Regions from separate parts of the Homo sapiens genome. Here region 1 is linked to region 2. A link is a loop called in an ENCODE intact Hi-C map of the cell type or tissue named here. Cell type or tissue: heart left ventricle. All regions are shown on one strand.

Region 1 (2,500 bases), 170 kb before region 2:
CCCTTGGAGTAATCACCCCTCCACTACCACTGGCTGCCATTCCCACTATACCCTGTCTCCTCACCCCTGCTGCAGGAACCACTCCTTCCTCCCAACATCAACACCACCATTTCACCAGAACCCAGCACTAAAGAATAAATGTCTGGCCTAGCAGAAGCCTTCAGGACTCAGCTCTAATGCTAGTGCCCCTGTGGCTGGCTTGACTTCAATTAAGTTGGCAGGTGGGTGCCCTGCTGTACAGGTTGCTTAATCTTTTAAATATCCTCTTTGTGAGAATTCAATCGTCTTGTTATGTAGCTCTTGAAGAATGTGCAAAACATTCAGAAAACAGTCCTCAAATCTTTGAAAGAACGTCCTGTTTGGAATGGCAAACATAATTGTGCCGACTTTGAGACAGTTAAGAGTATTTGGTAACCCTCCTCTCAAGGATACAATATTTCCTTTCTTGGAGGTGAGAAAAGAGTTGAGAAACTAAATTGACTTAGGAGTCAAAATTGGACTCAGGTCATTTATTACATAAAACTAGATTTGCCTCCAAACTTTGCACTATGTTTTTGTTTGTTTGTTTTGAGATGGAGTTTTGCTTTTGTCGCCCAGGCTGGAGTGCGATCTCGGCTCACTGCAACCTCCGCCTCCCCGGTTGAAGCAATTCTCCTGCCTCAGCCTCCTGAGTAGCTGGGATTACAGGCGCCCACCAACACGCCCGGAACATTTTACCATTTTTAGTAGAGTCGGGGTTTCGCCATGTTGGCCAGGCTGGTCTCTAACTTCTGACTTCATGTGATCCGCCCGCCTCAGCCTCCCAAAGTGCTGGGACTACAGTGCACTGTGTTCTTAACGTGCCTTTAGATTCCCCAGTTCCTAATATCAGGCACACAGAAAAACGGAGGTGAGAGTGTTTCCTGGCTTCCTCTTTGAGATGCCTTTAGGGCCCCCTAGTGGCTGCTTTAAGACCTCAGGTTTCTTAGGATTCGGTCTCCTTGACCCTAATAAAAAATAAGAGACCTTTCCGAATCTCTTCAGTGACAGGTACAATAACTGTGTGGAGATAAACAGATAACAGTTGGTTTAGATAGCTCATTTTTTTTTTTCATTTTTCAGTTCTCAGCAAAAGCTGCGCTCATTCTTTACAAATAACAGATATATCACTTTACATATTTTATTCTGCATTCTCATACTATATCGTAGCGGAAATCCTTTTAAGACATTTGTATCTTGGTTGTGTCAAAAGGCTATAATTCCTGGTAACTACATCCTACTTCAGGGTTTCCATGTATATGTATATACATATTTAGTTGCTTGGACTGGGGAGTTGAGGAGCTTTACAATTTTCCAACGTAATACTTTAAACCTGGGGCTTGATGTACTAACCAGAGGACTCAGTATGTGGCACATTTCAGTCTGACAACATTAATATCATTTAGAGCATTAGCTATGCCACTGACTGCAGGCACTTGCAACCTTGATTTGATAAAACAAAGCTTTTCCACATTTAAGGTGCTTATTGACCAATGCAAGTACACTTTGTGAAATCCACTAATAAGGCATTATGTCTTCAACGTGCCTTACTGACCAGCGTGAACATTGCTAGCTCCCACACCATGGTCACATTTTTCTTTCTTAGATTCCATCTAGAGAATGTACTACACTTGAGTCATTATAATGGAGATGTTTCTTTCCCGGAAGCTTATCTTTTAGTTTCTGATGTTATTCAACTATTTCTCCTTCGCTTGTAAATTTCAGGTCTTTTCCTTTCCTCAGTCACGTTACCTTTATTAATATGCTAATGTGCTGTAATAATGCATTTTACACCACTAATGAAGTGAAGCAAAGCAAAACGTAAAAAGAAAGTACAAATTCTCCCTTTAACTTTACCCGGTTCCGGGGAGGGGGTAGGGGTGAGAGAGGAGGAAGAGAGTAGGAAGGAAGGACATTCGGGCGGCAAAAAAATAAAAATGATCCCCTTGTTTTCAGCGCGTTCTGGAACAGAGCTGCACGTCAGAGGAAGAACTGAGCAGCCTTCGAGCTAAAAGACTTGGCATTAAACTTTGACACTTTAATGGTCTCTAGGATATTAGATAGTATTTTTTCATATAATGTTCTTCTCCGACACGGTAATGGCATCAGAAACAGAATCTGCTATGCCTGCCAACGTGCACGGTGAGGCTCATCGCCGCAGAGGTAAGACAGCAGGACCCCAGCTTCGCAGTTAACTTATCCCGAAGCTCCAAAGCAAACGTCTTTTACTTCTTCGCCGGGGACGCTGCTGTACCACCGCTGCCTCCCTTTCGCATTCTGCTGGGCTCGGTCAGCCGCTGAGATTAGGTAAACAGCGCTCCGGAGCCGGGGCAAAGCGGGCGCTGCTGCTGCTGGTGGGGGTCGTTGTTTCACGAGGCTGGAGGGAAGGGGGATGGGAGAAGGGTCCCAGCTCGGTAAAGCCAAAGGCCGAGAGTGTGGTTACCGAGGCGGGAGCCAGGTCCGGAGCCAAGCAGGGGCCAAG
Region 2 (2,500 bases):
AGAACCATCGTGGCCGGTGGAGTGAATGTGATCACTAACTTTGAGCAATTTCACCAGACTGGCAGATAGATTATGGGAAACTGGAAAGATCATGAAAATACTTTGAGGCAACATGACAGACTGGGTGTAGGTGCTGTATCTATCAACATGATCCTTTAGAATGAACCCCACACTTGGGACCAAATCACGAGCTGCATTTAGTAGGGGCTGGGTGATGTGGGCATGTTAACACAGTATTTTAGCTAGGATGACAGAGGCAACAGATTTCTGTTACTGAGTGTCAGTTAGTGTGCATTCGGGCTGCCGCATTTGTATTTGTGGACTCTATGCTGTAAGGACAATCTAGATGAGGCAGCATGCTTAGGAAAATCCAGGTGAGTGACAGTGCCCGTTCAAATCTGGTTATGTAAGAAATGGTGGGAAGAATTGAGGATGTTTACCTTGGAGAAGCAGAGGCTCAGGGTGTACATGCTCAGCTTCAGCAAACAGACAAAGGGCTGTCCCCTGAAAGAAAGATTGGGATTGCTCTGGTGGCCCCAAACCTATGGAGGGACGTGGCAAGGAGCCAGATGTCAAGCTCCTCATAATGAGGATCATGCTGACCAGAGCTGGAATGAGCTGCCCAGGAGGTGGTGAAATACCTGGCATGAAAGATGCAGAAACACAAGTCCAGTATCGTGGGAGGGAGCTGAGCGAGACAGGCAGTTACGCAAGGTGACCCATCTGACCCTGCCTGACCCAGAGATCCTGAGGCTCTGGGAAAGTCTGAGTATTTATCAGAACACAAAGGCAATGCCTCCATGAAGCTCCCTGCTGGTTGCTACAGACAACAGTGCATTTCCCAAAGGGCCCGCAGAGACGTTATTTTCTTTGTAATTAAACATCACAACAACGTTACAATCCATTTATTGACACCCTTGAGTTTTTGGTTTCGTGGCAGGTGAAGCCATAAATAAGGGGCAGAGTTGCTGCCTGTATTCATGGAAATACTATTCATACTTTATGTGGGTTTATTTATTTTTTGACTCTGTTTAATATCAATGGACCTCCTGAGAGCAGAGCCAAGAACTCCCTCTGAGATGTGGCTGCTCTCAGCATAGGGTTTTGGAGTTGGATTACACGCCGCAGCATGATATATTGAGAGAGCCCTGGAGGGGGTCAGCTGTCTCAGGATCTCAAATCACCTCAGCCAGAGGAGCTGGATGATCTGGGGCACACTTGCTCTTCATGGTAGGCCTTCGTTTCTTCCGACGTGAAATGAAGTTGTCGAGTGCACTTAGCAGGGTGCCGACATTCTACCTACAAGCTTCTGATTCTAACGTCTGATGTAAGTGAACTGAAAATGACCAGAATCTTCCCCGATTAAGGGGAATTATGACACTAAGAGGGAGTCGGCTTAGGCTTACTGTGATTTGCTCCTGAGCATGGAAGCAGGATCAATGCATAAATGTTATGGGGAGGCAGGCATTGTCTCCCTGTAAGAAAGAACACCTGTTTCAGCGACTCAGTTGTCAGGCATGGAGTTCACCATCTGGGAAAGAGATGAGATTCCCATTCCTTGAGACACCTTTTGAAGGCCCAGTGACCTCTGGTGAAGGACGCTCATCAGGTGGTGTTTTTGTTAGTGCGTTAACCCCTTAGTTCTTAAACCCAACTCCTTGCTTTATTTCTTTCCCAGTCCACCTTTCTTTCTCTAACATCTCAGTCAGCATTCCCAGCTCTACGCCGTTCAGGCCCTAAACTTGGGAGTAATCCTTGTCTCCCTTCATTCACTCCGTGTCTCGGTTGCCACCTCCTGTTGAGTCTAAGCTCGGCCTTGTAGCTGCGTCAGTTGTTTCCCATCTTTCACCACTGCTGTCGCCCTGGCTCTGCCACTCCTCCTTTGTGATCAGGACTAAGCACAACAGCCCACTTTCTTGCAGGTCTGCTTCGTTCTTCAGACTCCTCAGGGCTGAATCAGAGCACCGCTCTGCTCCTTGTCAGCCCCTCTGGCCCATCCCCTAATCCCCACCATACTGCCTCGCATTATCTGGCATCCTCTACCCAGCCACGCCAGATTCTTTTAAGTCCTGGTGTACATCGCCCTCTGTGGGCTCTGCTCTTCCCACCTGTTCTTTCTTCTCCCTGACACCCTCTATTGCTCTTACTTCCTTCCTCTTCTTTGTCTGGCTGCCTAGATCCTTGGGTCTCAGCTGAAACACAATTAATTGCTCCTGACCCTTAACTAGCAGGCTTCCTTGGCTCCCTATTTACCTAACTCCTTGTATGTACCCTTAATACTCAGGGCTCTTTATTTTTCTTGTTTTTATAATCTTTTGTTTTCACAGCAGATTTACAAGCTTTGGGAATGGAGAAAGCGGGTCTCTTTAGCTCGCCCTTCCACCTCTAGCACCTACTGTAGTGCCGGGAGAAGATTTGGTCCCCAAATGTTTGTTCAATGAATGAGTGAACGAACACATGTGCCCTCCTCCGACTTTGAGTACTGACAGGTCTCATCATT

What was found. A loop is a pair of places that touch in the nucleus more often than their neighbours do. Peaks named below come from ENCODE experiments on the same cell type or tissue, not always from the same donor. Only the 100,000 strongest peaks of a DNase experiment are listed, where the experiment ranks them.
Region 1: a loop joins it to region 2, with 4 times the contacts of the local background. A loop is called at or near these places in 7 of 110 quality-filtered maps.

Annotation. Positions count from the first base shown.
Region 1 is chr22:33,922,302-33,924,801 of GRCh38, reverse strand. It overlaps LARGE1-AS1 (LARGE1 antisense RNA 1), which reads right to left. Exons shown (of 2, transcript XR_001755630.2): 2 at 1,747-2,395. It also overlaps a transcript of LARGE1 not described here. Among named protein-coding and RNA genes, the nearest start is that of LARGE1-AS1, 2.3 kb to the right of the region's middle. In heart left ventricle, a CTCF peak has its summit at 941 (motif pointing left); a DNase peak (open chromatin) is centred at 2,343; H3K4me3 peaks cover 1,548 bases; H3K27ac peaks cover 846 bases.
Region 2 is chr22:33,756,189-33,758,688 of GRCh38, reverse strand. The region is part of intron 2 of LARGE1 (LARGE xylosyl- and glucuronyltransferase 1); the gene reads left to right. Among named protein-coding and RNA genes, the nearest start is that of LARGE-AS1, 32 kb to the right of the region's middle. In heart left ventricle, no CTCF peak of the experiment used is centred here; no DNase peak of the experiment used is centred here; H3K27ac peaks cover 1,354 bases.